Linked DNA regions of Homo sapiens: region 2 is linked to region 1. A link is a loop called in an ENCODE intact Hi-C map of the cell type or tissue named here. Cell type or tissue: Caco-2. All regions are shown on one strand. Links, peaks and the distances in the headings refer to the core of each region. The heading gives the core; the rest is flanking DNA. Region 1 holds the start of NDST3 (N-deacetylase and N-sulfotransferase 3). Region 2 overlaps LINC01378 (long intergenic non-protein coding RNA 1378).

Region 1 (16,862 bases), core at 2,846-10,845:
TGATCAGCACATAAGAGTTTAAAATAGCCTCATGTAGGGAAAATAACTATTCTTGAGGAAAACGCATTCAGAATTTAAACAGAAAACAATGTGTAGAGGTAATTTTTGGCTTAGAATTTTTTTTTTATTAAGACAGGATAAAATAAGGTTATTTCCTTCAGCAGGGACAGTGTAAAACACTACCTATTCTACTAAGAAAATAATTTCTTTCTCTTCTTTAGTGTGTTTTAAATGATCATTGATGTGCAAGGCAGTGCCCCTGGAGCAGGGAGAAACACAAAATGAATCAGTAACAGAGGCAGCACTCGAGGTAAGAGTCTGGCATTCATTCTCCCATTTCCAAATTTTGCTATTTTTACCGTGACAAAGGCTGTATATTTTTGAATAAGTCATTTTATTTTCTTTGGTAGTTTGCCTAATTGATTATATGAAAAACTAATTAGAATACTGAATTTACTGTATATTTACCATGATAACTATAAAAGCAGAAAATTAGCTTTGAAAATCAAATAACATATTTAGTAACACACATTCATTTTTATAAACACACATAAAGACACCGGGTTCTCAGTAATGCTCTAGTCCAGGGGTTCTCAAAGTATGGCTTCAGACAAGCCCCATTTGCATCACCTAGGAAATTGCTAAAATGCAGATTCTCAGGCCCTACCTACTGATCTACTGAATCAGAAACTCTGAGGGTGAGACCAAGCAACCTGTGATTTCATAAGCCCTATAGCGATATTAAGGCACACTAAAGTTTGAGAATCACTGCTCTAATCTAGTATACTAAGCTTTAAAGTGGTGTTTCATAAAAATAAGATGAGACTTTAATACTACTAATTCAGCCTTCATTACTTTTCACAGGAAATGTCTGCAAGGACACTTAGAAGCAGGTGAAATTTATCTTTTTGTGGCTTTAGGGCAGCCAGAAAGGGGCATACCATCTCCTTCCTCCTTCCTCCTTCCTCCCAACCAATCATTTTGCTGAGATTTTTGGTTTTGATGTGTTTTCACTTTGCCACCTCTTGAGACAATCAAAGTTGGAGTACATTTCCTTGGGCTGAGTTAGCAGTTCCTAGCTAGAATACGATTTCTATTAAATCTTCACCCTATTACCTTTAAGCAGCTTAACAGTGTCATTAATTACTATAAAGTCCAGGCTGAAGATTTTTAAAGAAATTGTAATCTTATAGCTTATTAGCTGTTTCAGGTTAGAAATACTAACATGTCCTATATAAATACTTGTACTTTTTAATATTTGTCATAATAGAATAATATATGGCTTTAAACTAGACATTGAAAAATAGAAGAGACCTCTGGAAATTGAAATTAGTTTCCCAAAAGTCTTTTATAATCAGCACCCTCCACATAGAAGCATTTAGATAAAGGACAAAAAACCATCAAAAGATATAAATAATTTTTAACTTATATAAAGCATAAGTTATTAAATCTCTACATCACCATGAGTTGCTATTCAATGCCTTTGGCCTCAGTGACTAAATACAAGGATGATTTCAATATTAAAAGTACAAGTTTTACTCTTTTTTCTTCTTTTTAATGATTTCTTTTTTCTTTTCTTTTATCTTCTTTTTTTTTTTTTTTTATTTTTTTTGAGATGGAGTCTAGCTCAGCTGCCCAAGCTGGAGTGCAGTGGCACAATCTCGGCTCACTGTAATCACCATCTCCCGGGTTCAAGCTATTCTCCCGTCTCAGCCTTCCGAGTAGCTGGGATTACGGGCACCGCCATCATGCCTGGCTGATTTTGGTATTTTAGTAGAGACAGGGTTTTACTATGTTGGCCAGACTGGTCTTGAACTCCTGACCTCAGGTGATCCGCCTGCGTCGGCCTCCCAAAGTGCTAGGATTACAGGCGTAAGCCACCACGCCCACCCCTTTTTAATGATTTCTATAGGGATGTAATTTACAAGCAGATGCTTCCTTTTGTGTCTGAAGCTGGGATGCTAATAAAAATATTTCATATTGTTTCAAGGCTTCTCAGAGTTTAGCAATAGTTGAGCCTCTTCCATTTTTTGAGATTCTCAGTATTTATGTAAATAGTAATAACAGAAATGCCAAAGGTGGTTACAAAAACTGTAGTATATCCCAAAAGGTTAAACTAAACATAATCAATTGATCCTATTAAAAAAATATTGCACAAGTTCAGTCCGGGCACGGTGGCTCACGCCTGTAATCCTAACACTTTGGGAGGCTGATGCAGGTGGATTACCTGAGCTCAGGAGTTAGAGACCAAGCTGGGAAACACTGTGAAACCCCGTCTCTACTAAAATAGAAAAAATTAGCTGGACATGGTGGCATGTGCCTGTAATCCCAGCTACTTGGGAGGCTGAGACAGGAGAATCGCTTGAACCTGGGAGGCAGACATTGCAGTGAGCCAAGATCGTATCACTGCACTCCAGCCTGGGCAACAGAGTAAGACTCCATCTCAAAAAAAAAAAAAAAAAAGAATATATATATATATATATATATATACATATATGTATTGCACAAGTTCATTTGGAGATGACTCTATTTGAAGTGCTTCACAAATGTCTGGCCCTGAATCAGATGGCCTTCTCCACCTCTACTTGGGCACTGCCACAGTGTTAGACTAAATAGGAATACCTCTCTGGAGGAAAATTTTTCGCTGGCCTTAATGTCCCTGGGTTAGGAACAGAAGATTGGAAGGGAGGGCTACAGGGGGCAATGGTTGGCCCTGATGTCTGTCCCTTCTTACCTCTCTGCTGGGCACGCAGCCCAGGAGTGAAAGGAAATATAGGCAACATATCAATCTGCTATTACACTGGCTTAGACGACATATGTGTGCAGATGAGGACTTCTCTAATAGAGGTGTAAGATTTGAGGATCTCATAGGAAAAGACAGCATGATCCTAAGCTGTTTGTAATTCCAGATGGATGGTTGGAAGGAGCAGTAGCTGGTAAAGGTAACAACTCTCCCAAAAACAATGAGAAATTTGATTATGTCTCCTATCCATCTTAGCTGAAGAAAACCCCAAAATACAGTCATAAGAATAGTAAGTATCTTATTTTGTAGAAGAAGTTTTTCTGGTTTTGTGTTTTTGTGCAGAGGAGGTAGAAAAAGAAAAGAAAAAGTGAATATCATTTCTGAATCTGCCTACATTCCCTGAAACATTTAGGAATTTATGAATTCATGAATCTTGTCTATTCTCTGAAATCTTGTAGAAGAGCCTGACCTCCTACAGCTATATCAATATAAGCGACTGAAGGGCAGAGAGTGGTCCTGCTTTTCTTTTTTCAATATTATTGTATTCCCAGAGCCATTTAGTAGGTGTTCAATAATTTTTTTGATTACTAAAATGATGAATGCATGGCTGCTCGGAAGACAGAGCAGGCTCTCTCTTGGGTAAGGAGTACATAGAAAAATAAATGTGGGTTCTTAAAATTCTTAAAAGGCACAAGACTTCCAGGGAACACTCCAACTAAAAAATAAATAAAACCAATCTAATACATGTTACTTGGCCAAAGAATTCTAGCATCCTGACATTTTTGTGGGCTTCCAGAAGGAGCAATTGGTTCAGTCACATCTGTAACCCCTCCATCACATAGAACAAAAAGGATATATAACTTCCTGATTTTAAAACACAATTCCAACTAACCCTTTCAGGACATTGGGTTCTAATTGAAGGTCTTGAACTACGAATCCAAATACCCTGATAAAGTTAATAAACAACCAGAATATTTAATTACTGTATCATCGTTTGTGTCTCTTTCAGTTTCAAGGGACAGCAAATGCAGTCCAAGCTGCCTTAAGACAAAAGTGAATGTGGCCAGTCGCGGTGGCTCAAGTCTGTAATCCCAGCACTTTGGGATGCCGAGGTGGGCGGATCTCGAGGTCAGTAAATCGAGACCATCCTGGCTTACACGGTGAAACCCCGTCTCTACCAAAATACAAAAAATTATCCGGGCCTGGTGGCGGGCTCCTATAGTCCCAGCTACTCGGGAGGCTGAGGCAGGAGAATGGTGGGAACCCGGGAGACGTAGCTTGCAGTGAGCTGAGATCACGCCACTGCACTCCAGCCTGGGCGACAGAGCGCGACTCCGAATCAAAAAAAAAAGTGAATGTATTTGTTTATGAATGAAAATATCCAGAGATAGAACTTATTTCAGCTACAGCTCGATTCCAAGCTCGAAAATCTCCATCTGGGTTTCACTTTTCTCCAACTCTCAGTTCTGCCTTCCTGAGTATCAGCTTTATTTTCAGACTTCAAGCTCTAAGCTCACATCTTCATTATGCAAAGTCCAGTAGAAGAGAGTCCACTTTCTTAAGAGAGGAAGGAAAAAAAAAAGTCCCAGAATGGTGGTTTTTTTCTGTTTTTCTCTCTGATTGGCCAGACCTGGGTTACATACCTACCCATGCTACCAGGACAGAAAGCCATCACTGGCCAGACCTGAGCTGTGGGTCTACCAGTGAGTCAGCAGCGGCTGACATCACCTAAAGCAAATGGGCTGCGGGGTGAGATCAAGTGGTTGGATCTTCCAAAATGAACAGGAGTACTGTTTCAACAAGAGTGAGTGCTGGGAAGCAAAACCACAAATGGCCAATACAAAGTATCATTAGTAGACCCCACTTAATACAATTCACATGTTAGTGGAACCAAATGAAATTTTTAAAAATATATATCATTCGATTCACACTTCTAATCAAACTATAGTTCTGGAGAGGGTAACCTCACACCTTGAATCCAAAATATCTCTTCAGTTGCTGGCCTTCCACTTGTCTTCAGGAGCTGAAACACATGGCATTTGAAAAAAACTGGCGAACAGAGGAAACTCTTGCAGCCTCGCAGCCGCCCTGGTCCAGTGCCAACGGCAGGAGCACCACAGGAAGGGACCGCGCGGGTGCGCCCCACCCTTCCAGCGTCGCCTCGGGGACTCGCACCCCTTTCCCTGGCCGCACAAGACGTTTCATCCTTGGCGGCCGCCGCCAACCCGCCGGGAGGGGCGGTCGGAACTGGCAGGCCGGGGCGGAACCCCCGGGGTCTCCTTGTCGAGGCCCGGGCAGCCAGATCCTCAGGGCCGGTCCGGGCGGGAGCCCGGTCGATGGAGGCGGCTCCCGTCCTCAGCTCCCGCTCCCTCCCCTTCCCCGGGGCGGGCGCGCGCGGGCCGGGAGCTGGGAGGCGGCGGCTCCCGCCCGGGAGGCGGTGGCGAGGGCGGCGGAGGCGCGGCCGGGCGGGTCCCAGGGCCGTGGTTCTCCAGCGCAGGAGTCCCCGGCGCACCCGCTGCGCTCGCCCCGCAGCCGCAGCCTGAGCGGCCGAAGTCGCCACCAGCTGTGTCCGCGCAGATCCCGGGCGCGGAGGGGAGAGGTCGCCCGCTTGTCGCCCCCGCCGGACCCCGGGCACCGCGTAGCACCCAAGCGCCACCCGGACGAGGGGCCCTGGGGAGCGGCTGAGGCCGAAGACCCGAGGGAAGGAGGAGCCCGCGGACGGCTGCAGCCCCAGGTAATCTCCATGGAGGACGGGGCCGGTCTCCTCGCCCAGAAACCCGATCCGGGCGCCTTGGAATGCGGACTCCAGAGGCGGCATCTCGACCAGACAAGTTTCTCGCGGCTTGGAATGAGGGAGTCCTGAAACCGACACTCGTTTTATTTAACCAGCTTTTTTCTCCTGTTTTAAATAAGTTTATTTAGACAATGGAAAGAAAAAAACAAACAGCCTCTTGAGTGACTGTGGGTTTGTAAATATAATCCTAAAAGTTTTTCATGGTGTGGTTATTTGCTTGCTCATATTTATTAACCTGTTAACTCTTCCGCTAGTCAGAAAATTGACATGTAAAATATTCTTTGAGGAACGTTACAAGTTTGCTGTTGTATTCGGGCATCCTGTTATTCATCAGCTTAGTTAGCATCTGTCTTCCCCCGAAGTGGTACCAAAGCCGGTCCCTTGGCGACGGGTCTTGCATGTGACACTCTTGCCCTCTAGTGCCTCACCAGCTTGGTAGCAGTTTGATGGCTAATATTAATAAGATGTTACATAACATGAGAGTACTGGGCCAGGACTGGTGTTGCTACCACTTGTAAAGTCAAAAAGCCTGAGCCGATGGTAACGAGTGGTACTGTTTCCGTTTCTTTTCCATCTATTGCAACTTTCTCAAGCATTTTCAGCTCTGAACTTTAATTCCAGGTAAGTGTATTTATTTATTTATACTGTGCATTAATGCCTCACTCATAAATGTAGGGGCTTTTAAGAGATAACAACTTTGCTTTCAAATAATCTAAAAATTTCAAGATTGAACAAGTGCTTCATTTTATTCTTGAAGAAGAAATATAGAGTATTTTGATTAAATTAAGTGAAACAAAGGACCGTCTCATTCAGGGATGATTTTAAAGCTTCCCTTTCATAAGATTATGGTACTAAAGAAATGACCTCTTGTAATTGTTTAAGATATTCACCAACTTATAATGATTCTGAAGTAGATCTGTTTAACAGAACACATGTCTGTTGCCTTGACAGAATTTTGTAAGGAATATCAGAGACTTTAAACTACCTGCCTATCTACACAGTAATGATCCTCAAAAGGCTTTCTATTTGATGCAGTTTATAGACATTATTTAAAACTATACAATTAATAAAATTAAATGGAAATGGAAAGAATCAATCTAGGTATCAAATACAGAAACTTTAAATTTAAAGAAAACAGATATATCTTCTATTTAATATATCCATTTTGTGGGGGCAGGTAAAAGCAAAGTTACATCTTTAAGGGGTTTACTCAGATCCTTTTTCAAATAGTTTTTCTAATAGCTGGATACTGTTTAAGCATCAGAGTTATTTAATGTCGAAAATGTATTAGTATCTATATTCTTTATAAACATATTGAAATATAGCAACATGTAATCTGGAAGAGTTTAGAAGAAAACCCTTCTAGACAATGCAAACAGCTACATTCTTAATACATTTGTATTAAATTAAAATACAAATCAAATATTGAGATGTGTGCAACTGATCTGGGACACACACTTTTTTTTTGTTTTTTTTTTTTGCCCTTAGAAAATTTCATGTTATCAACTACTGAGCAATGCTGTTCACCACCAGAGAGCAGGATGATATGGCAGAGAAACTCTAGAATATCCGATATTCAGCTGAAGGGAATTTTTTTCCCTTTTTCTTCATCCATACCTTCCTATCAATATTATATTTAAGATGGAGATTTCAAATATAAGTTTGAAGGAGGCTCCTTTTTAAAATAGTACTGAACATATAAAGAGGCTTGCCTAAGATAAGCTCTTTTTTTTCTTTCTCTGGTTAACACAGTATCTACCATTTCTAATTTTGTTATCATTTTTCTTTATCATCTTGATGGTAAAACAGAAGATTTGTTTCTTTGTGTAAATAATGTTAATTTTGAGCTTGTCACATGAGTTAATTTTCTTCATAGTCTTTAAAATGAAGAATTCTTACATTACTAAAATGTTTTAGATAAAATAAAACTTTTATCTCTTTCTGGAGATATTTGTTATAGTTTAGTTTGGTGGAGTTATATATACCCTCTTTTTAAATTAATTTTCTTGAGAAAAGCATTATTTCTGAACATTGAGGCAAATATTAATTTTTGGTGTAACTGAAAAGTTTGTTAAAAAATATATAGTAGAAGAGATAATCAGGCATTGGAGATTCTTTTTCTAAACCATATATTCTGCTAAAGAAGTTATTATAAGCTAAAATGTAAATATGTAATTGTCTACCTGTCATTTCAAAATTTTAAAACTGTAAAGAAATTACAATTTTTTTTCTTTTAATCTTGGGACTCTGATTATATGACTTCCTTGAAACCTGATTGAGTTTCAGCTGCTTTTTGGTGATTAGAGCCTTAAAAGTGCATTTGTTAAGATGCAAAATATATTTTTTTAAACTATATGTAAATACTTTGTGATTTATATACACTATAAAATCAGGGAAATTGAATTAAGGATAAAAACACTATTCTCAACTAAATGAATGCCTTGAATTTCTAATTGCTTAACAGTTCTGACAGTAAGGGAAAACAGTAGAAGTTTACTTTCCCTGTGCTGTGTCTATTATAAATGAGCATTCACACTGAAATGCATGAACTCTGAACACCTGTCCAGATTAGGAATGCTGCCAGGCCACAAAAGTAACGACCTACATTATAAAGATAATTAGTCTGAACAATCCTCAAAACTATTTCATGACTGAAGTTTCTCGTAAAGGGGTGATTTTAATATTTCTTGGTTTGTCTGTTTGTTTATAGTAAAAAACTATACTCTTAGATACCTGGATATCACAGTGAGTGATTTATTCTTTCATGTTACTCTAAACATTTTCATCGATTTCATGTAAGTTACAGGACAAGAAAAAAAAAGTAGTCAGGACCTACTACAATTAATTAATGTCTATAAGAAATTATTTCCCCAAATCTTCTACAAATTACTGAGGGCTATAATTCTTGATTACCTGTTGCCAAATAAGAGCTTAAAAATCAATTATTGCAGTCCTATCCTAAAACCTTTAAGCATCTCAATTATGGGTATCCATTTTACATGTGTTTCATTGCTGAATTTTTTTTTTCATTAAAATATTTGAAAATAACATGAAAGTAGACCTAAATTCTAGGACTGGCTCTGCCAAGACAGGAGTGGCCTTGAACAGCTCCCTTGCTGGCTCTGGGGCTTGGTTTCTTCACCTGAAAAATGAGGATTCCAGAGACCCTTTTTTATCCTGTTTGTTCAACATTTTAGAAATTGATCTGGAGGCCAGGACGAAGATAGATGAGAAAACATCAGTGAATAATACAAAATTTAACTTGGTGATAAGTACTATTGTCTAGATTTCTGCTAAGTAGAGATGTTACAGTTTTTACTCATAGAATAGTTACCTTGTACCAGGCACTGTTCTACTTTACATATTAATTTTTAGCTCATATAATCTTCACAAAGATTATTTAAGGTAAATATTATTCCTGTTTCACAAATGAGGAAATTGAGGCACTGAGCGGTTACCTACCTGCCTAAGATCACATCCCTGGCAAGTGCTGAAGCTGGTATGCAGTTTGAGTCCGGCTCCAGCACACATTCCTTTAACCGTTATACTACATTGTCTCTCTATAGGTTTCAAATATTTGTTCTTGATATGCCTCTTGATGGAACAGAGGTAATCCATATACCACTCCAACAATTTCCATCACTTCCCTTACATATGAAATACTCATTCATTCACCCAGGAGGTATTTACTAAGCATCTACTTTTGCACCAGGCATAAAGGAGTCCACAGGACAATTAAATGTGGTGCCTTCCCTAGCTAAGTATATACAGTCTAGTTCAGGTGATTTCTTTCTCCTCTTTTGCTACTGCTGTTAGGTTGAGTCTCACTTGTTCTAAAATGTGCCCAAGGTAACAGAAGAATAATTTACCTGACGCCTTTATTGATGTGTCCATAGAATAGAGAGTAATAGAACCTTCAACCTCCTCAAGACTCCCTATATCATATTTTTTCATTATTCGTTTCTACTCTTTTTGCATCATCTTCTCTCTGCAGATTGGCTGTCTTTCCTTATCTGGTTCATGTAACCTGCCCTAAAACATAGCCAACACTGATCTGTAACTTTACATCTAATGGTCCAGGCAACCAATGAGAGGCCAGGTTAACACTCTCTTGTTCCCATGAGTCTAATGAAGGACAAAGAAAAGGTTTGGATTAGACCCTAAAAGCTGCATTGTCAGCACTCACATATGTCATATGTGAGCATGTGTGACAGAATATGTCAGCGTATTTTGATGCATGCATTCTGGTCCAATCTTAGAGGGTAAAGGCAGACATTTTCCCCCTTAAGTCATATAGGGCAGAATAAACAGCAAACAGCAGTGGGGTAGTTTTCTTCTCTTGCATCACTGGATGGCATAACACTGAGGGAGGTGAATAAAACATATTCTTCTCTTCATAATTTCTAATACAAAGATGGAGGGAGAATGATAATAGAAAGTCATTTTCCATTTAATGTACCAAACAAAGCTAATGCCCTCAAGTGCAGCTTTTCTCCCATCCATCTTTTAAAAATTGCAGTTCTAGAGACAGAGTGTATTCTTGGTCATACTCCATGTAAATCAGCTTCTTACTTGCCTACCACAGCAGGGTTTAATTAACATGACACAATTTCACACATTCTTTCCCAAAGAAAAGCTTGCCCTTGTCAATTTTTATTATTATTACTAAATTACTTTTAGCAAGTCCATGTAACATATTTGAGGCCTCCCACTGCATTTTTCAACATTATAAAATATAGTTTTATAGTTCATTCCTTTTTCAGAAAAAGGAATATTGTCAGGATCTTTTAAATATCTTTCATTTATGTTAGAACCTGAAGCTCTTTAGTTATTAATACTCATTTTCCAGATGGTAATCTTTTTTCACTTTTCTTGTACTGCCAACTTTAACATGATTCTATTTCATTTAGAAATTGATTTTTACTTTGGGATGATGGTGGGTGTTAGTGGAAGAGAAAAGATAGGTTACATTGACAAGCAGGCACTTCCCCTTGCAGATATTGCAATACTTTGCAGAATATATGTTTGTATATATTGAGTTCTTTCACTATGTTATGGAATTGTCTGTGATTCCAAAAACTAATTGCTTCTTCTGCCTTTTGTTAATGGTAAATAATTAATGGTTAATATTTGCTTGGTGGAGTCTTTTTAAAAACAGATGCATTGCAAAGCAACTCTATTCATGCTGAATTCTGAAAAATCTCAGAATGGAAAAAATAAGTAATTGAGTAAATTTCAGTGAAAAGCACATTCTGGATATGCCTGATTTATGGCTCTGATCAAGGTGGTCACTGCTATTCACAATGTTTATATTATTGCCTTGACTGTTTGAGGCCAGTGTGACTGATGAAGGTAGCTGTTCATAGAAGATGGTTTGACTTAAATACTGCCCTAGTTTGTGAGTGCCAGCTGCTATTTGTAAAATTTAGTAGAGGCCTTTTTTCACTCATTCAACAAATATTCAATGGGCTATTCTCACTTCAAGTACTCTATTAGACATTAAAAATATAGAAGTGAACAGGACAAGTACTTACAGATGCTTCCAAGCTATGGAGAAAAATTGCATAACTAATTATAACAGAAAATCACATAACTAATTATAACTTTGGAACATACTACAGAGGTAAAGTAGAGAGTGATGTGAGAATGTGTAACAGGGAGGCCTGACAGATAAGGGGGATCAGGGAAGACTTTTGTGAGGCAGGGATATATATACTTAGAACCATAGGATTTGGAAGATGAAACCAGATGGGGAAGTGGAGAAAAAACTTTCAGACAAAGGTAGCAGCATGTGGAAAGACCCTGAGACAGAAAAGAGATTATCTCTTTTGGGAACTGAAAGAGGACCCACTTGCCTGGAACTTAGAAGGGAGAGCATCATCTAACCAGGCCTGAGAGATAAAAGTGGGAAGCATACCACACAGGGTCTTGTGGGACATGTACAAGAATATGAATTTTAACCAGCAAGTAAAATAAGCAATCATTGACAGGATCTCAGCTGGAAAGAAGTAACAGAGTTCCACTTTGATGCTGCATTGAGAAAATGGTAGAAGGAGCCAAGAACATTTGTGGTGAGATTAGTTGCTGCAAGTAAAAGAAGGTGTTAAGGATGCACGTAGGTGATTGTGGGACCATGAGGATGGTTTTAGCGGAAAGATCATAAATTCAGTTTTAGACAGGTTAAGTTTGCTTGTGACATGATTCTAGTGGAGCCAAATAGTGGCTGGAATATAATAAGAAAGGGCACAGTCTATGTGAGTTGTTGTTGCTATTATATCAAGTTGATAGTTCAATATAAAATCCTAGAGCTTAGAGGAAGGAGGTCTGAGTTATGAATGAACATTCAGAATTTACTAGAGTGTAGATGATAATGAAAACCAAGAAGTATATGAGCTCATCTAAGGAAAGGGGGAGGGGTGAAAAGAAGCCCAAGGACATGGTGCTGGTTATGCCTCTGATTGAGCCTCTTTCTTTCTTTCTTCTAAGATCCATCCGACTTTAGATCTCTGCACTAAGGGTGGGCTTATGTGCTTCCCACAACTCTACTTAAGCTAAAATGCTCATAGCTATCCCTTTATGAACCCTTAGTGTACTTTCATTGGTCATCTTCAGGATATTTCCCTCATTTCCTGTGTTATTTCTATTATCATCATCATAGCAGATAAATTTTGTTTGTTCATTGTATGTGCCAAACACTATTATAAGAGTTTGGTTTTTGTTGTTGCTTTTGAGACAGGATTTTACTCTGTCGCCCAGGCTGGAGGGCAGTGGTGTGATCATGGCTCACTGCAGCCTCCACCTCCCAGGCTCAAGCGATCCAACCACTTCAGCCTCCCAAGTAGCTGGGACCACCTGCCACCATGTCCAACTAATTTATATATATATTTATATATTTTTATATATATATATATTTATATATATATATATTTATATATATATAAAATTTTGTATATTTTTTGTAGAGATGGGGTTTCGCTGTGTTGCCCAGGCTGGTCTCCACCCCTGAGCTCAAGTGATCTGCCCACCTCAGCCTCCCCTCGTGCTGGGATTATAGGGGTGAGCCCCTGCACCCGGCCTCTAAGAGCTTTAACCCTCATTAAAATCCCCTTAGGAGATATCATAGTAGCCCATTTTCTTAGAAGGAAACTGCAGCATCTAAAGATAATAGCTGCCCAATATGCATTTCCTACTTGTTCCTAGCATGGAAGGATCGTGTTGCAGTTATCTTCCCAGGTGTATGGTATCTTTGATGCAGGCTGTTGGAGTTCATATTTCAGTTCTACCTCTACTAGCTGTGACATCATGGGCAGGTTACTTCACCTCTAAAGGGTCCAACACAATTTCAGTACCTATGTAAATGTTTATTAATATTAGCTGCATTACTATTGTTATTCTATATCTTCCCATATCATATTATTTCCTTCAGGGTGCCTTATAGGAAATCTTGATGATGTGTTGACATTTATAACTGATCCAACTTTGTAACTTTCTCGAACCTAACTATTTCAGAATGCCTGTCTAAGTGATCTGTTGATTTTCAAAATTTAAAATACAGTTTCCTGATCAGTCAGCATAGTCCTCATCATAGGTTGAATTCGGAGCAGAATTCAACCACAACTGTCAGTTCTGTACTGCTGATCAAGACAGTTGTGTCTGTGGGAACTCTCTGACATGCAGGCTAGTGTGCTTGTTCTGTACTTATTCAGAGTACCCTACTGACCATGCAAAAGTCTTCAATTTTCTATGTATTTTTGTGCAAGCATTTCACGAACATATTCATCACTATACTGAAATGTTTACATGTTGATCTTGTTGGCCTTTAAAAGTGTTTTCATCTCATTTCTTTTTGAAAAATTTGAAAAATTACTGGGAAAAAACATGAGCCCTATGCCCTTGGAAATTTCAGTCTAACAAGGAAGACAGACATTAGACAAATAATATTGTTAATAATATTTCATAAGAGTTATGATAAAGTCTCCAAAGGGAGCCTCATCTAAAGGGGAAGAATACAGTTGGTCAGCAAAGGCTTCCCTGAGGAATTGGGTTTTTGTAGCACATTCAGACGTGCCTGTAACCTGTCAATTCCAAAGATTTTCTTGACATTTTGTATTTGTCTACATCCAACTATGTTATATAACATTGTGATTTTGTTATCTAATCATGTATAACTTAGTCCATCTATCTATCTGAATCTGAAGTGTGCATCACTGAGTCAAGCCAATTTCCCCTCTTAGTTTTATGTTTCTATTATACTGGCATCTTTATCTTCTAGTCCCCAAGACTGCTACCTCCCCCAACCATAATTTAACAGTAAGCATGTTTTTTTTCTTCTTTCTTCCCAAATATCTCTCATTTCCATTCTCTCTCAAAACCACCTTAGTCTGGACCTATACCACCTCACACATGGATTACAGCAGCAGCCCCTTAGCTGGGACTGTCTTGACTCTGCCTACTTCTTCACTCTGCACAGTGTGGCATGTTCTCTCTCTGTTCATATTACTGCTGTTCATCATTCTGGGTGTCACTACTACACTAATCATCTGTAAACACTGTCTTTATCAAATCCCTCTGTTCAAATGCACCCAATGCTCTTTATTTTCAAGCTCATACTCTTGTACTTCACAATCACTTTCAAGGACATTCATTAATCTGCACCACTCTTTTAATCAAATATTATTTCCATTTTCAACCCCAAACATAGTATCCTATATTTTAGTTAATTTCACTCTGAGCTAAGCACATTGTAACCATTTCATTTCTTCAACCTTGCCAGGGAGTTTTGCCTGACATGTTGTCCCCATCCTCATATCCAAACCCAGTGCATCATGGCATGTCACTTTCAAGCACCATGTCTCTTAGAAACTGCCACTGACTTTACTAAGCTTCACTAATCTCTCTCTCTTTCTCTCTGTCTCTCTCTCTCTCTTCTGAAACCTGTAACAGATAGTCTATACTGCATAAATCACTATTTATTATGTACAACATACTGTTGGCTGCTGTCTCACAAGTCTCATTTCCCTTAATAGAGTCCATTATCTAGGGGAAAGGATTATTCCTAATATCCTAATATACTTCCGTGGTGTCCACAGTATTTACTACAGCACTAATTCCAAAGTAGGTGTTCAGTAAATACCTGATCACTAATTGCATAATGATAAGTATTTTTGGTGGGTGAAGGTTTTATCTACCATAGATATTATGATATTAAATTTATCCCATGTTGGGATGCTATGATTACATTAACTTAACATTGAATGAAATAGTTATTTGTAACTTCAAAAGATAAGTTAAAGCATTAGAATACAGTAAAAGTGTCAAATTAACCTACAGGTGTAAGATGCCATTGTATTCCATTAATTCCACAAAAAGTCATTGCTCCTGGCACAAGTGGTGCAATGATAGGCAAAAGAAAGGTACTATCTCTACCCTCTTGGAGCTTCCAGGCATACAGAAAGTCTGACTTTAAACAAAATTTTAATTATGGCAATAAGTACAAAGGAGATGCTCTTTTCACAAAGACCATGTATACCCACTGGTCTTACCAAGTTTGAAAAGTCAGAGAAGGCACCACAGGGCAATTGTGGCGAGGAGCTTAATTTTCCATATTCATCCATCTGCATGATGCCTCACAAGTGAAGGGCTCAGGTGAAGTCTGTAACTTTGCCTTTGCCTACTGCTACGGTGCCACCTTCCACAGGAGGAGTGACAGCAACAGGTCAGTCCATCCTGAAGTTTTCAGAGCTAACAGAAACATGGAAGAGAATGGGAAGTAGCTGTCCTTGGATGAGTTTGTAGTATGAATAGAAAGCTCTGAGAATCTGCACCAGAGACTGAAGTTGGCATGGCAAAGTGAGATGTGCAATTGAAAAAGGTTTGCAGAAAACAGGAGAATTTTAATGTATGCATTTAAATATGTTAGACCAATTCCTCAGGGACGTGCACTGGAATTTTTTCTTTAGCTTCAGAAGGAAACTTGAAGAGCTTAATAGAAAAGAAATGTCCTTCAGCATTTTATAATGGCTTACAGAGAAAATAACTTTGATAGATTCCTAATATCTGTCCTAAACAGTGAGAGCAAATACTCTTCACCACTCTGCCTCATCACAGATAAGAATTGTATAAGTTACATGCCTTTCACTTTTGACAAAGGGGACAAATTGTAAAATGCTGCTATCTAAAATGGAAAATGTAGCAATACATTTTATGTCTAGTCAAAAACACCTCACAGGTAAAATTGAAACGTAGAAATGGGAGGATATGAGATTTTGTATTCTGCTGTTATGCTCCAGAATATTATAGTCATAAGAACGTACATAACTGTAAAAGCGCAATTACTTATCAAAATGAAATAACTATAATTACAATGAAAACTCTGTTGTCCAGGTAAATTTTTATTTGCTTAAATATCATCTGTATCTATACCAGAGCATTTAAAAGAGACCTCACATGGCATGCCAAGTTCTTGTCCCCCTTTCTCTGCAGTGTTTGTAAGATTTGTCCCTTCCCTACAATTCTCCCTCACCTATGATGATTAACAGTTTACGACTACATTGTGAGAAATGAGACTGCACTGGCGTGCCAGATCAACTCTGTAAGATTGCTCTATGATATTCTCCATGTTATTAATTCTTGTCCCAGAAAAATCTGTTATGTTATCCCCCTAATCAAGAAAGTTGTGTGTCTCTAACAGAATATCACAGACTGGATAATTTATAAACATTAACAATTTATATGGCTCACAGTTCTGGAGATTTGGAAGTCTAAGAGCATGGTGCTGGCATCTGGTGAGGGCCTTCTTACTGTGTCATCTCATGGTGGAAGGTTGAAGGGCAAGACAGCATGCACAAAGGGGCAAGAGAGCAAGAGCCAGCCAAACTTGCTTTTATGACACTCTTGAGATAAGTAACCTGCTCCCAAGATAATGACATTTATCTATTCATGAGGGCAGACCCCTCATGACCTACTCACTTCTTCTTAGGCCCCACCTCCCAACACTGTTGCATTGGGAATTAAATTTCCAGCACACAAACTTTGGCGGACACATACAAACCATAAGATCTCCCTACAATCTTTCACAACCTCTGTACTCTCAAGTCTTAGCATAATCTGGGTTACCCATACATAGTCAAATTTATTTTTTAAGTATTTCTCACTCTTTCCTCCCACTCATTATTCATCATCCTTACCCAATATTGTGCTCATTCCTGCCTCTGTAACATTCCCTCTATCTCAAATGTCTCTTCAAATTACTCCCATCCTTCAAGGCTCTACCCAAATCCTACTCCACAGTACAGCCTCACCACCCCCTGGAGCATTCCACAGACT
Region 2 (16,862 bases), core at 5,458-13,457, 590 kb before region 1:
TAATCAAATCATGGGGTGGGTCTTTTCCATGCTGTTTTCATGATAGTGAATAAGTCTCACGAGATGGTTTTGTAAAGGGGAGTTCTCCAGCACAAGTTCTCTCTTTCCTGCCATCATGTAAGATGTCCTCTGCTCTCCCACCATGATTGTGAGGCCTCCCCAGCCATGTGGAACTGTGAGTCAATTAAATCTCTTTCCTTTATAAATTATCCAGTCTTAGGTATGTTTTTATTAGCTGTGTGAGAACAGAATAGAATAATGCAGATAATCTGAATGAAATCTAAAATTATCTTTAATATATTTATGGTAAGAATAATTTGACACATTTGATATTTGTGAAACCTAAATTATGATTTACACTTAGTATAGATTGAAATTAAATGACTAAAAGAAGGACAATTTCAAATGGAATAATATAAACATTAACATAATCACATATTTCAACAAATAGTTTTATTAATTACCAATAAATTATCTCCTTTAAATTTATATAAACACACTTCATCATTTGTCACTCCATTAGAAACCAATTTTCCTATGTATGCTTGTATGTTCTTTCTTCTGCAGTGTTTTGTCAGCCAATAGATTTTGTCTAATGATACTTTATCTGTAACTCCACACTGCCTCTGGGATCACTCAATGCAATTTTTAGAGAATAAAATGAATAGTTCTGTTGGGTTTTACTAACTCTTGAGAGAGTAGGAATGACACCTGCCATAAATTACTCAAGAAATTTAATACAAATAGAAGAAATAGCAGTAAGTTAAAGAAAAACCCTTTCAATTTCATCTGCCTACGGGAAACTGCATATAATCTATCCCTGATGTTTCTATTAATATAGAAATGGAATAGTGCACTGCAAGAGGCAATGTATTATTATATTATACACTGGCATTTTGTGATTAATATGATGGCAAGACACTCATTCTACCTATTAGTAAGCCTCAAGTTAATCTTGAAGGAGGCAGAGTGACTCATTAGGAGTAAAATAATAAAAAAAAAACCCAGAAATGAAGATACAGAAAATGGAATTCAGGAGTATTGAAAAATTAATGAAAATAATTTTTCAAGAAAAAATACCAATTTTCAAATATTTAGAAGACTATACTGTGGGAAGATAGTATATTTATTTAATGGGGCTCTGCTATGAATTGAATGTCTCTCCCAAATTTCAAATTTTTTAAGCTAGAAATTTAATCTCCAAATCACATGTTGATTGGAGGTGGGATCTTTGGGAGGTAATTAGGATTAGATACGGTCATCAGTGTGGGGCTTCCTGGAACTAGTGGCTGTATAAAACAGGAAGAGAGACCTGACTGACATGTATATACTCTTGCCCTCTCACCATGTGAATGCTTTCTGCCATGTTATGACATAGTAGAAAGGCCCTCACCTGATACCAGTGCCACACTCTCGGACTTCCCAGTCACTAGAACAATGAAATAAATACACCTCTATTTTTTATAAATTACCCAATCTGTGATAGCAACAGAAAATGGACATAAGATGGACCCCAAATGGCAGAACTGGAATTATGGGGAAAATATGTGGAATCAGATTTTGGCTCAGTGAAATAGAGTTTGGCATCACACCTTAAGCAAGTCATTTTAGAAAGTACTAAGTTCTTTTCACAGATTGATATTACAGATGGTAGATGTAGTGGGCTGACTGGTAGCCCTCCAAAAGATATGTTCACGCCTTAATCCAAGAACCCATGAATATTACCTTATTTAGAAAAAGAGTCTTTGTCATTATAATTAGCTGAAGGATCTTGAGATGAGGAAATCATCCTGGATTGCCTAGAAGAGCAACAGAAGTCCTTATAAGAGACATACGGAGGAGGAGACAGAAACAGGTTAGGTGATGTGAAGACAGAAGCAGAAATTGGAGTGATGTGGCCAAAAGTGAAGGAAGTCACTAACCACCAAAAGCCAGAAAAGGTATAGAAACAATTTACCTCTAGAGCCTCTATAGGGAGTACAGCTCTCCCAACACCTGGATTTTGGATATCTGGCCATCAGAACTATTGGAGAATGAAGTTATGTTGTTTTAAGCTACCAACTTTGTGGTAGTTTTTCATGTCAGGCATAGAAAACATATAGCTAATGGACAACAATCTAGAATATAGAAGGAAATCAAGAACTGATAGGAAGATTATATTGTGTGGTATTTATATTCCTCTTCCAAAACTTCCTACTACTTTTTTCAAAATTAAAAAAAAAAATATTTAGCATTCTGGAAACATTGATGCTATTCCCTACAGCCTCCAAAAAGGAAATTTTAAAGATCATTACACTGTTTCAGATAGTTGGCATCTAAAATAAATTCAATGAGAACATTTTCCTATTGAAAATTATAGTGGAATCAGTAAAAATTTCAGAAAATTGTGATTAAAATATTTACCAAAGTGCATAACACATTATCTAATCCACAAAGTATTAATGCTTTTTCCTTTTTCTTACCCTTCTTTTCTTTATTTTCTATTATTTTTCCACATTGTGAGCAAACAGACCTCTTTATATCCAAAATAAATTTATCTAATATAAATATTAAGAAAACAGTATAGTTAGAAAAAGTAACAAGTAAAAACTGACAAAATATCTCTCCCTTAGGATCTACAAACGTATCTCTCTTAGGATAAACAAAATAAAAGTAAGAACCACTAAAATATATCTGTCTTAGGATACACAAAAATAAAAGCAAGCACTGCTAAAATGTATCTCTCTTGGGATCTTAAAGTCTTTCTTATTTTATATCTGTAGCTTTACTATTTTCTTTGCCTAACACAAGATGTAAAAGAACTTAACAGAATGATTTGACTTCCTTTTACTCAAATAAACTTGTGCATAGTTTCAGGAGCTCTTATTTTTGTTTAGAGTAGAACTGATCTAATTTCCTAGTTAGCTCACACTCATGCCTAGGAGGTACACGGAATTCCTGGAAAAGGGTACACAGAGAGTTGTTTCAACCTAATAACACCTGTGCTTTTGTGCTCAGGCTTCTGTAGCCAATTGCATAGATAATATACACTTGGATAAATGATACCTGTATGTGAACAACTAAACTTTGGGCTTGATTTTTCTTCCTAGAACTCACTGAAGTAGAACTGTAGAAGAGTAGGATTTTGTTTTGTTTTATACATTGCTTTTTTTTTATTTTTGGAAGCAGTTCAGATTAATTATTGAACAGTGTTTAGGAATCACATGCATGAGTAGAGACAATATTCTCCACATGTTTAATTTAAGCTTTGGTGGTCCTCTGAAACTCTGCCAAATATCACTTATATTTGTCAGTGGAAGGAAATGTTAGTTTAAAATAATACAAGTCTATAAATCAAAATATTTTTCAGTTTACTTTTAAAAGGTTTGTAACGTTTTTACTTGCAATTTTTCCTGATTAAATCCATTTTGGTTTGAAGAGTTGGCCTTCTCTGAAAACACTAGATTTTAGCCAAAAGAAGACAAGTCTGGTTAAAAGATGTGTAAGAGGATCACCAACTTGGCATCACAAGTTAGAAAGTACCAAGATGTTCAGGAGATAATCTTGAATTATAATTAGCTTTATTTTTCTTAAATTACACCATTAAATAGAGCTCCAAAGTTCATAATTAAAATATGTTCTCTTCCTTTCATGTGTTTCTTTATGCACATATGTAGGTATATAAGAAAACAATTCTTTAGTCAACTACAGAAAAAAAAAAGTTGACAGAGAAAAGCTCTTTTTGACATTGTCTCCCTAAATTTTGCTGTTAACTTTGAGTGCCTAATTCACAAAGGAGTACTAAATTATCTGTATAGTCCTGTAGAATGGCTGAGGAAGGTTGACATAAGCACACATACAAATATATACATGCACTTCAAGTGTATAGAAATTTAAGGAATAACGATAGGATAACGAAATGAATATGGAAACTCTTAAATGGAATAAAATACCCCAAGCCTCCGTATTAATTAGAGGTCATAGAGACAGCCCTTGAGTATATTGAGTAACTGTGGGTAGTTCAGAACTAGAAATTAGGAGATGAAATGTAATTATGACTATAACCATTGTCATACTGTCTTCTTTCTATACTACTTTGCACATTCAGCCCATGAATTTGTCATTCCCCTACTGACGTTTCTTACAATCCATACCATTATGGTTACTGGATCCCCATTCCATCATAAATAAACTCTCCTTCATCCTCAACTTCTACACAGTTGGTTTTATACATCTCCTTGTTCCCAAAAGACAGTATTTTTCTTGCAGCCATCTTCAGTGGTGCCTGCTCCTTCCCCATTACCTCTTGTCAGTCATGAACATCGCTCACATCCGTCTTTTAGATGATAAAACACCTTTTATTCTATACCCCAATGATACCCGTATCATTGGACCAACTAGTTATTCCGCATTAGCAACTCCTCCCTGGCCTGCCATTCTTCTAGTTTCTGGATTCATGGCTGGTCTTTTGGTATACCATCACCAGAACCATCAACCAGTCTTTGTTTTTGTCCTTCTAGGAGTCGCTTCAACTTGGATTATTGCTACAATTGGCCTCATCAAATATTATGCCCCCCATATTAAGAAATTCTGAGTGGAATAAAAAAAAATCATGGTTTTTCAAACCTCAACACTTTTTATTTAACAATTTATTTAGCAGTTTCTGCTTCTCAACTTTAGTACATCTCTCCATATTTCCTTCCCCCATTTCCACCTCTTTGCCAACAATAAAAATTAACTTCCAAATTCAGAGCCCAGTTGAAAATTTTCAAGGTTTATCTCCACTTTCTAAAATCTTTGGTGAATACTATTGTTTTTTCATCATTTTTCTCTCCTATGCTATCCTCATCTGTTTTTCTTACCAATTATCTCTGTCTGCTCATACCTTAACATGCTTACCTTAAAAATTCATCCTCAGCCATTTTTCTCCTCTATCTTCTGCCTCTAGATGACTTCATTTACTTCCTTTGAACTCCCATGCTGGCCTCTCCTCTGATTTCCAGACATATTTAATGAATTGTAATATCTGGAATTTCCATAAACACCTAAAAACAATAGGTTACTCGTTAAAAAAAAAAGGAAAATGAAAATATTCTTTACTTTTAACTAGAATTATACTACTAAATTCCTAAGAAAATAAGACTATTCAGTAGAAAATTAGCAGAAGACTCAAACCGTTCCAAGAAGGAATATAAATGTAGCAAAACATGTACAGCTTCTCCAGTAATAAAGAAAATGCAAATAACAGGTGGTTTTGTTTTGTTTGGCTGAAGAATACTTCCATATTAGTGAAGACTAACAAAAACCAATGTTTTGAAAGATAGGAGAAAATGAGTATTCTTATGTGTGGAGTAGGAGAGTTATTTCAGTAAAACTTTTGAGAGGACAGAAGGTATATACTATATAAGTGGAAATTGTAAATGTTAATACTAACCTTTCTGCAGTATACATACTGAGAAATGCAGCATTAGGCAATTTTGTTGTTTTGTGAACATCATATTTACAAAAATCTAGATAGCATAGCCTACCACACACCTAGGCTATAGAGTATAGTCTATTGCTTCTAGGCTACAAACCTGTACAGCATGTTACTGTACTGAATATTGTAGGCAGTTGCAACCCAATGCTAAGTATTTGTGTATTTAAACATAGAAAGGGTACAGTAAAACTAAGGTATCATAATTTTATGGGTCCATCATCATAAATGCTGTTTATTATTGACTGAAATGTGGTTATTTGGCACATGACTGTAGAGTGTTTTTTTCCTCTTTCTTAAATCATTTTAATCTATATTTTTTGCACATGAATAAGTTATTTAGTGGTGATTTCTGAGATTTAGGAGCACCCATCAGTCAAGTAGTGTACATTGTACCCAATGTGTAGTCTTTTATCCCTCAAACCCGAACCCCTACCACCCTTTCCCCCGAGGTTCCCAAAGTCCATTATATCATTCTTATGCATCCTTGTAGCTAAGCTCTCACTTGTGAGTGAGAACATACCATGTTTGGCTTTTGATTCCTGAGTTACTTCACTTAGAATAATCATCTCCAATTCAATCCAGTTTGCTGCAAATGCCATTATTTCATTCCTTTGTATGGCTGAATAGTATTCCATAGTGTGTGTGTATACATATATATATACACACATACACCCACACACACACACATATATATAATGTGTATATATGTATATACACACACGCATTTTATACACACACAAACACACACACACCCCCCACATTTTCTTTATCCACTCATTTATTGACGGGCATTTGGGCTTACTCCATAATTTTGCAATTGCAAATTGTGCTGCTATAAACATGCATGTGCAAGTATGTTTTTCGCATGACTTCTTTTCCTCTGGGTACATAGCCAGGAGTGGGATTGCTGGATCAAATGGTAGATGTAATTTTTGTTATTTAAGAAATTTCCACACTGTTTTCTATGGCAGTTGTATTAGTTTACATTCGCACCAACAGTGCAAAAGTGTTTCCTTTTCATGATATCCACACCAACATCTATTTTGTTTTTATTTTTTGATTATGGCCATTCTTGCAGGAGTAAGGTGGTATCATGTGGTTTTGATTTGCATTTTCCTGAAAATTAGTGATGTTGAGCATTTTTTCATATGTTTCTTGGCCATTTGCATATGTTCTTTTAGAATTGTCAATTCACGTCATTAGCCCAATTTTTGATGGGATTATGTGTTTTTTGTTGTTGTTGTTGATTTGTTTGAGTTCCTTGTAGACTCTGGATATTCCTCCTTTGTCAGATGTATAGATTGTGAAGATTTTCTCCTACTCTGTGGGTTTTCTGTTTACTCTGCTGATATTTCTTTGGCTGTGCAGGAGCTTTTTAGTTTAATTCAGTCCCATCTATTTATCTTTGCTTTTGTTGCATTTGCTTTTGGGTTCTTGGTGATGTAGTCTTTACTTATGCCAGTGTCTACAAGGGCTTTCCTGATGTTATCTTCTAGAATTTTTAGAGTTTCAGGTTTTAGATTTAAGTCTTTGATCCATCTTGAGTTGATTTTGTATAAGGTGAGAGATGAGGAGCCAGTTTTATTCATCTACATGTGGCTTGCTAATTGCCCCAGCACCATTTATTGAATAGGATGTCCTTTTGTCCTTTCTCCATTTTATGTTTTCATTTGCTTTGTTGAAGATCAGTCAGCTATAAGTATTTGGCTTTATTTCTGGGTTCTCTGTTCTGTTCCATTGGTCTATCTGCTTATTTTTATATCAGCACCGTGCTCTTTTGGCGACTCTGGCCTTATAGAATAGTTTGAAGTCGGGTAATGTGATGCCTCCAGATTTGTTCTTTTTGCCTAGTCTTGCTTTGGCTAATTGGGTTCTTTTCTGGTTCCATGTGAATTTTAGAATTTCTTTTTCTAGTTCTGTGAAGAATGATAGTGTTATTTTGATGGAAATGGCATTGAATTTGTAGATTGTTTTTGGCAGTATGGTCATTTTTCACAACATCGATTCTATCCATCCATGAGCATGGCATGTGTTTCTATTTGTGTCATCTGTGGTTGCTTTTGTTTTGTAGTTTTTCTTGTAGAGATCTTTCACCTCCTTGGTTAAATATATTCCTGATTCTTTTCTTTTTTGCAGCTATTGTAAAAGGGGTTAAGTTTTTGATTTGATTCTCAGCTTGGTTGCTGTTGGTGTACGAGCAGATCTACTGATTCATGTACATTAATTTTGCATCCTGAAACTTCGCTGAATTCATTTACCAGTTCCAGGGTCTTTTTGGAGGAGTCTTTAGGGTTTTCTAGGTATACCACCATGTCATCAGCAAACAGTGACAGTTTGACTTCTTCTTTGCCAATTTGGATGCCCTTTATTTGTTTCTCTTGTCTGATTGCTCTGGCTAGGACTCCCGGTACTATGTTGAACAGAAGTGGTGATAGCGGGCATACTTGTCTTGCTCCAGTTCTCAGGGGGAATGCTTTCAACTTCTCCTCATTCAGTATAAAATTGGCTATAGGTTTGTCATAGATGGCTTTTATTACCTTAAGGTATGTCCCTTGTATGCCAATTTTGCTAAGGGTTTTAAACATAAAGGAATGCTGGATTTTGTCAAATGTTTTTTCTGTGTCTATTGAGATGACTATGCGATTTTTTATTTTAATTCTGCTTATGTGGTATATCACATTTATTGACTTGTGGGTGTTAAAGCATCCCTGTATCCATGATATGAAATCCACTTTATCATGGTGGATTATCTTTTTATATGATTTGGTTAGCTAGTATTTTGGTGAGTATTTTTGCATCTATGTTCATCAGTGATGTTTGACTGTAGTTTTCTTTTTTTGTTATATTCTTTTCTGCTTTTAGTATTAGGGTGAAACTTGCTTCATAGAATAATTTTGGGAGGAATCCCTCTTTCTCTATCTTGAGGAATGGTGTTAATATGATTGGTACCAATTCTTCGAATTTCTGATAGAATTCAGCTGTGAATCTGTCTGGTCCTGGAATTTTTAATTGGTAACTTTTTAAGTATTTCAAAGTCGCTGCTTATTATTGATTTGTTCAGAGTTTCTATTTCTTCCTGATTTAATCTAGGAGGCTTGTATATTTCCAGGAATTTATCCATCTCCTCTAGGTTTTCTAATTTATGCATGTAAAGGTGTTCACAGTATCCTTGAATTATCTTTTTCATTTCTATGATATCAATTATAATATTTCCCCTTTCATTTTCAATTGAGTTTATTTAGATAATCTCTCTTCTTTTCTTGGTTAATTTTGTTAATTGTCTATCAATTTTATTTATCTTTTCAAAGTACCAGCTTTTTGTTTTATTGATATTTTGTACTTTCTTTTGTTTGTTTGTTTCAATTTCACTTGCTTCTGCTTTAATCTTGCTTATTTATTTTTTCTTCTGCTGGCTTTGGTTTTGGTTTGTTCGTGTTTCTCTAGTTCCTTGAGGTGTGACCTTAGATTGTCTATTTGTGCTCTTTCAGACTTTTTGATGTAGCCGTTTAATGCTATGAACTTTCCCTTTACCACTTCTTTTGTTGTATCTCAGTGGTTTTGATACCTTGTGTCACTACTCTTGTTCTGTTCAAAGAATTTTTAAATTTCTATCTTGATTTCATTATGGGCCCAATGATCATTCAGGAGCAGGTTATTTAATTTCCATGTATTTGCATGGTCTCGAGGGTTCCTTTTGGAGTTGACTTCCAATTTTATTCCACTGTGGTCTGAGAGAGTACATGATATAATTTCAATTTTCTTAAATTTGTTGACACTTGTTTTGTGACCTATTATATCATCTATCTTAAAGAATGTTCCATGTGGTGATGAATAAAATATGTATCCTGCAGTTGTTGGGTAAAATGTTCTATAAATATCGGTTAAGTCTATTTGTTCCAGGGTGTAGTTTAAGTCCATTGTTTCTTTGTTGACTTTGGTGATCTGTCTGCTGCTGTCAGTGGTATGTTGAAGTCTCTCACTATTATTGTGGTGTTGTCTCTCTCATTTCTTAGGTCTAGTGGTAATTGATTTATAAATTTGGGAGCTTCAGTGTTAGGTGCATATATATTTAAAATTGTAATATTTTCCTGCTGGACTAGTTTTTTAAGTCATTTTATAATGTCCCTCTTTGTCTTTTTCAACTGCTGTTGCTTTAAAGTTTGTTTTGTCTCATATAAGAATAGCTATTGCTGCTTGCTTTTGGAGTCCATTTGCATGGAATATCTTCCCCCAACCCCCCGCCTTTACTTTAAGTTTATGTGAATCCTTATGCATCAGTTGAGTTCATTGAAGACAGCAGATACTTGGTTGGTGAATTCTCATCCATTCTGCCATTCTGTAACTTTTAAGTGGAGCATTTAGGCCATCTACATTCAACTTTGGTATTGAGATATGAGGTACTATTTTATTCATCATTCTGTTTGTTGCCTGAATACCTTCTTTATTTTTTTCATTGTGTTATTGTTTTACAGGGCCTGTGAGACTTATGCTTCAAGGAAGTTCAATTTTGGTGTTCCTCAAGGATTTGTTCCAATACTTAGAGCTCCTTTTAGCAGTTCTTGTAGTGCTGGCTTGATAGCAGTGAATTCTGTCAGCATTTGTTTGTCTGAAAAAGACTGTATCTTTCCTTTATTTATGAAAGTTATTTTTGCCAGATACAAAATTCTAGGCTAATTGTTTTGCTTAAGAAGGCTAATGATAGGACCCTAATACTTTCTATCTTTTATGATTTCTGCTGAGAAATCTGCTGTTAGTCTAATAGGTTTTCCTTTATAGGTTACCTGATGCTTTTGCCTCACAGTTCTTACAATTCTTTCCTTAGTCTTGACTTTAGGTAACCTGATGACTATGTGCCAAGGCAATGATCTTTTTGCAATGAATTTCCCATGTGTTCTTTGAACTTCTTATATTTGGATATCTAGATCTCTAGCAAGGCCAGAGAAGTTTTCCTTAATTATTCCCTCTAATATCCTTTCCAAATTTTTAGATTTCCCTTCTTTCTCAGGAACACCAATTATTCCAATTATTCTTAGATTTGGTGGTTTAGCACCCCACACTTCTTGGAGGCTTTGTTCATTTTTTAAATCCTTTTTTTTCTTTTTTTTTTTTTGAGACGGAGTCTGGCTCTGTCACCCAGGCTGGAGTGTAGTGGTGCAATCTTGGCTCACTGCAAGCTCCGCCTCCCGGGTTCATGCCATTCTCCTGCCTCAGCCTCCGGAGTAGCTGGGACTACAGGTGCCCACCACTATGCCCGGCTAATTTTTTGTACTTTTAGTAGAGACGAGGTTTCACCATGTTAGCCAGGATGGTCTCGATCTCCTGACCTCGTGATCCGCCCGCCTCGGCCTCCCAAAGTGCTGGGATTACAGGCGTGAGCCACCATGACTGGCAAATTCTTTTTTCTTTGTCTTTGTCAGATTGGGTTAATTTGAAAGCCCTGTCTTTGAGCGCTGATGTTCTTTCTCTATTTCTTTAATTCTATTGCTGAGAATTTCTAGTGCATTTTGCAATTCTTTAAGTATGCCCTTCATTTCCAGAAGCTGTGACTGTTTCATACTTATGCTATCTATTTCACTAGAGATTTTTCCATTTACATTCTGTATCTTTTTTTAATCTATTTAAGTTGGACTTCACCTTTCTCTGGTGCCTCCTTAATTAGTTTAGTAGTTAACCTTCTGAATTCTTTTTTCTGGCAATTCAGAGATTTTTGTCTTGGTTTGGATCCATTGCTGGGGAGCTAGTGTGATCTTTTGAGGGTGTTAAAGAATCTTATTTTGTCATACTGCCAGAATTGTTTTTCTTGTTACTTCTCATTTTAGTAGACTGTGTCAGAGGTCACCTATGATACTCAAGGGCTGCTGTTCAGATTCTTTTGTCCCAAAAGGTGCTCTCTTGATTTGGTTCTCTCCCAATTCTTCTGGGGATGTGGCTTCCTGAGAGCCAAGCTGAAGTTATTTTTGTTTCTCTTCTGGATCTAGCCACCCAGCAGAGCTACTAGGCTCTACACTGGTGCTGGGCAGTGTCTGCAGAGTTCTGTGATTTGATCCATCTTCAGGTCTCTCAGCCATGGATACCAGCTCCTGCTCTGTTAGAGGTAGCAGGGGAGTGAAGTAGACTCTGTGAGGCTCCGTGGTTTTATTTTTGTAATGCTTTTGTGTCAGTTAGCCTCCAGCCAGCAGGTGGCGCTTTCAAGAGTGCATCAGCTGCAGTAGTATAAGTAGGATACAAGCTTGCTCTAGGGTCAGGCAATGAGTGGGACCATAGAGCTCCCAAGAGATCATGTACTTGGTATTCAACTACCAGGGTGGATAGAGAAAGACCTTCAGGTGGGGGCAGGGTTAAGGGTGTCTGAGTTCAGACTGTCCTTGAGTGGGGCTTGCTGCAGCTGCTGTGGTGTATCGGGATGTGGTTCTCAGGCCAATGGAGTTCTGTTCCCAGGGGATTATGGCTGACTGCTGTATCACAGAGGTCACCAGGGAAGTGGGGGAAAGCCATCAGCCACAGGCTTCACCCAACTCTCACACAGCCTGCAGCCAGAAAGACTGGTCTCACTCCTACCATGCTCCCCCCAACTGCACCGAGTTTATTTCCAGGCAGCAGGTGAGCAGGGTTGAGAACTTTCCCCAGGGTACAAGCCTTTCAGCAAAGAAAGCAACTCACAGTTCCTTGGCTGTCCCATGGCTCCTGCAGCAGCAATCCTCTTCCAAGGGTGTGTGGATTATCTCAGCTTTCCTGGTTTGTTGCTGCGGTAGATCTCAGAGCAAAAGTTAACAATATGAGTCTCCACATGTGGCTCTGTCTTTCTGAGTGGGAGCTGCAAGTTAGTCCTGCCTCGTATCCACCATTTTCTCCCTTTCCTTAACAATAGGTTATTATTTTATAACTTTTATCCTGCTTATTTACTCAGATAAACTGTATCAATAGGGTCCAGTCAGGGAGAGAAAGTCCAGATCATAAATTTCATTGTCAGAAATTTATTACAAAGAACTGTAGCAAGGTTACTAGAAGAGCTGAAAGAGCAAAAAATGAGACACGGTGAGACAATCCAGAGTTTGGCAAGAGAAAGAGACCATTACTATCCCCTGATTTATCAGAAACCAGGAGTCTGAGCCACCAGGAGGCAGGAGGGAAGTGTTAAAACAGAGAAGGATTGTAATGAGAACTGGAAACAGACAAGAAACATAGCCTCTACCAGGGATACAGACAGAACAAAAAATGGGGGAAGATATGTGCTGGCTTTTTTGTTTCTCCAACCCCAGTACCTCCCTATGCCTCCTGTTTGCTATAGCTAGTAAACAAGGGAGCTTGGGATATGTTGTAGAGGTTAGCCCCATGCAATTCAGAGTAAAGCAGAGGAAGGGCAAGAAATTGATTTGAGAGCAATTGTACAAATGACGAGTAACCTACCAACCACGGTGATTTGAGTCAAGGCCTTTCTGCTTACTGTTTTCTGTTTGAAAATATCTTTGCCCAAACTGTGATTGCTTACGTATACTCTTCCCTGATACAACCAGAGAGACATACTTTCCCTCTGTTATATATCTTCCTTGTTTTGTCTTTAACAGTCTATTAAAAGATGTTTGCTGAATGTATCTTTTTCTGTTGAGTGAATGCTATTTCTAAATACCAATTTTAGGTTTATAAGTTTCAATAAAACCAACAAGTAAATATATTGAGCTGTGTCACTAAACAACTACACTCATGTCAAGATAAGCAAGTACAATGACAGACACTCATTATCTCACAGCTTCTGTTAGCCATATAGAGAATGCAAAATTATCCACTTTTTAATTTCTCTTTATTCTAAGGTAATTAAAAATAAAGATTTCATATTCTCCCATCCATGTATCATATTACATTTTAGAAACACATCTAATTCACAGCTGGGGAAGGAAGTGCTATGGTCTGAATGTGTCCCTTAAAATTCTTATGTTGAAATTCACTCACCAGTATAATTGTATTAAAATGTGGGGCACTTAGGAGATGATTAAGTCATGAAGGCAGAGCCATCATGAGTGGGATTACGGCTCTTTTAAAAGGGTGTGAGGCAAATGCTGAGGGAATTTATTACCACAGACCTGCCTTACAAGAGCTCCTGAAGGAAGCACTAAATATAAAAAGGAAAGACTGTTACTAGCCACTACAACAAAAAAAAAAACCTTAAGAACACAGACTAGTGATACTATAAAGAAACCACATAATTAAGTCTGCAAAATAACCAGCCAAAATCATGATTACAGGATCTAAACTACACATATCGTTACTAATCTTACATATAAATGGGCTAAACATCCCAAATAAAAGACATACAGTGGCAAGCTGGATATAGAAGCAAGACCCATTGATATGCTGACTTCAAGATACCCAACTTACATGCAGTGCCACACAGAAGCTCAAAATAAAGGGATGGAGGAAAATCTACCAAACAAATGGAAAACAGAGAAAAGCAGGGGTTGCAATCCTAGTTTCTGACAAAACAGACTTTAAACCAACATCATAAAAGACAAAGAAAGTAATTACTTAATGGTAAAAGGTTCAATTCAACAAGATCTAATTACCCTAAATATATATGCACCCAACACAAGAGCACACAGATTCATAAAGCAAGTAATTAGAAACCTTCAAAGAGACATGGACTCCTACACAATAACAGTGGGAGATATTAACACTCCACTGACAATATTACCCAGATCATTGAGACAGAAAATCAACAAAGATATTCAGGACATGAATGGGATCAAATGGACCTGATAGATATTTATAGACCTCTCCACCCAAATACAACAGAATATTCATTCTTCCTATTGTCACATGGCACATACTCTAAAATTGATCTCTCATACAAAGTAAAACACTCCTCAGCAAATGCAAAATAACTGAAATCATAAGAAACAGTTTATCAGACCAAAGCACAATCAAATTTGAACTCAAGAGTCAGAAATTCACTCAAAATCATACTCTTAAGTGGAAACGAAATAACCTGCTCCTAAATGGCTTTTGGGTCAATAATGAAATTAAGGCAGAAATCAAGAAGTTCTTTGAAACCAATAAGAATAAACTTACACATACCAGAATCTCTGGGACACAAGGCAGTGTTGAGAGGAAAATATATATCACTAAATACCCACATCAAAATATTAGAAACTCAAGTTAACAACCTAACATCACAACTAAAATAACTAGAGCAACAAGAGCAAACAAACCCCAAACTGAACAGAAGACAAAAAATAACCAAAAGCAAATCTGATCTGAAGAAGATAGAGACAAAAAAAGAAAATTCAAAAGCACAATCAATCCAGCAGCTTATTCTTTGAAAACATTAATAAAATAATTAGACCATTAGGTAGACTAATAAAGAATAAAATGGAGCAGATTCAAATAAACACAAGCAGAAATGACAAGGGGGATATTATTAACAATACAGAAATACAAATAACTATCAGATAATATTATGAACACCTCTATGCACATAAACTAGAAAATCTAGAAGAAATGGATAAATGTGTAAACACATACAGCCTCACAAGAATGAATCAGGAAGAAATTGAATCCCCGAACAGACTAATAACAAGTTCTGGAATTGAAACAGTAATAAATAGTCTATCAACCAAAAAAAGCCCCGAACCAGATGGATTCACAGCTGAACTTTACCAGATGTACAAGGAAGAGCTGGTAGCATTCCTACTGAAACTATTCCAAAGAATTGAGGATGAGGGACTTCAGCCTAACTCATTCTATGAGGCCAGTATCATCCTGTCATCCTGACACCAAAACCTGGCAGAAGCAAAAAAAAAAAAAAAAAAAAAAAAAGAAAGAAAGAAAGAAAAAAGAAAACTTCAGGCCAATATCCTTGATAAACTCTGATGCAAACATCTTCAACAAAATACTGCAAACCAAATCCAGCAGCACACCAAAAGGTTTTGCACCACAATCAAATAGGCTTCATTTCCAGGATGCAAGATTGGTTCAAAACATGCAAACCAGTAAATGTATCACATAAACAAAACTAAATCAAAAACAACATGATTATCTCACTAGATGCAGAAAAGGTTTTCAATAAAATTCAACATCCATTTATGTTTAAAACTCTCAATAAACTAGGTGTTGAAGGAACGTACCTCAAAATAATAAGATCTATATATGATAAACCCACAGCCAACATCATACTGAGAGGGTAAAATCTGGAAGCGTTCTTCTTGAAAATTGGCACAATACCAGGATGCCCTCTCTCATCACTCCTATTCCACATAATATTGGAAGTTCTGGCCAGAGCAATCAGGCCAGAGGAAAAGATAAAGCGTATCCAAATTGGAAGAGAGGAAGCCAAACTATCCTTGTTTGCAAGTGATATGATCTCATATCTAGAAAACCACACAGTCTCGGCCTAAAAGCTTCTTAAGCTGAGAAACAACTTCAGCAGTCTCAGGATACAAAATCAAGGTACGAAAATTATTAGCATTGCTATACTCCAACAACAGTAAAGCCAAGAGCCAAATCAGAAATGTACTCCCTTTCATAATTGTCATACACACACACACACAAAAACCTAGGAATGCAACTAACTAGGGAGGTGAAAGAACTCTACAAGAAGAACTTCAAACCACTGCTCAAAGGAATCAGAAATGATACAAACAAACGAAAATCATTCCATGTACATAGATAGGAAGAATCAATATTGTTAAAATAGCCATACTGCCCAAATAATTTATAGATTCAGAAATCTATGCCTATTAAATTACCATTGACATGCTTCACAGAACTAGAAAGAAAGTATTTTAAAACTCAAATGGAATCAAAAAGCCCAATTAGGCAAGGTAATCCTAAGCAGAAAGAACAAAGCTGGAGGCATCACACTACCCAACTTCAAACTGTACTGCAGAGCCGGACAACTCAAGTAGCATGGTACTGGTACAAAAATGAACACATACACCAATGGAACAGAATGAAGAATCTGGAAATAAGACCACATACCTACAACCATCTGATCTTCAAAAACCTGACCAAAACAAGCAATGGGGGAAAAGATTTCCTATTCAATAAACGGTGCTGGGATAACTAACTAGCCATATGCAGAAGATTGAAACTGGACCCCTTCCTCACACCATATACAAAAATTAACTGAAGATGAATTAAAGACTTAAATGTAAAACCCCAAAGTATAAAAACCCTGGAAGAAAACCTAGGCAATACCATTTAGGACATAGGCACAGGCAAAATTTCATGACAAAGATGACAAAACCAATTGTAACCAAAGCAAAAATTGACAAATGGATCTAATTAAACTAAACAGCTTCTGGACAGCAAAAGAAACTATCAACAGAATGAACAGACCACCTGCAGAATGAGAGACAATTTTTTCAAACTATGCATCTAACAAAGGTCTAATATCCAGCATCTATAAGAA

The links. Hi-C counts contacts between places; a loop is a spot of excess contacts. Peaks named below come from ENCODE experiments on the same cell type or tissue, not always from the same donor. Only the 100,000 strongest peaks of a DNase experiment are listed, where the experiment ranks them.
Region 2: a loop joins it to region 1, with 4 times the contacts of the local background. A loop is called at or near these places in 3 of 110 quality-filtered maps.

Annotation. Positions count from the first base shown.
Region 1 is chr4:118,028,435-118,045,296 of GRCh38, forward strand. NDST3 (N-deacetylase and N-sulfotransferase 3) reads left to right here and starts at 6,052. Exons shown (of 14, transcript NM_004784.3): 1 at 6,052-6,158. In Caco-2, for the core only: a CTCF peak has its summit at 5,941 (motif pointing left); DNase peaks (open chromatin) are centred at 5,507 and 5,937; H3K4me3 peaks cover 584 bases; H3K27me3 peaks cover 184 bases.
Region 2 is chr4:117,436,485-117,453,346 of GRCh38, forward strand. All of the region lies in intron 2 of LINC01378 (long intergenic non-protein coding RNA 1378), which reads left to right. Among named protein-coding and RNA genes, the nearest start is that of LINC01378, 17 kb to the left of the region's middle. In Caco-2, for the core only: no CTCF peak of the experiment used is centred there; no DNase peak of the experiment used is centred there.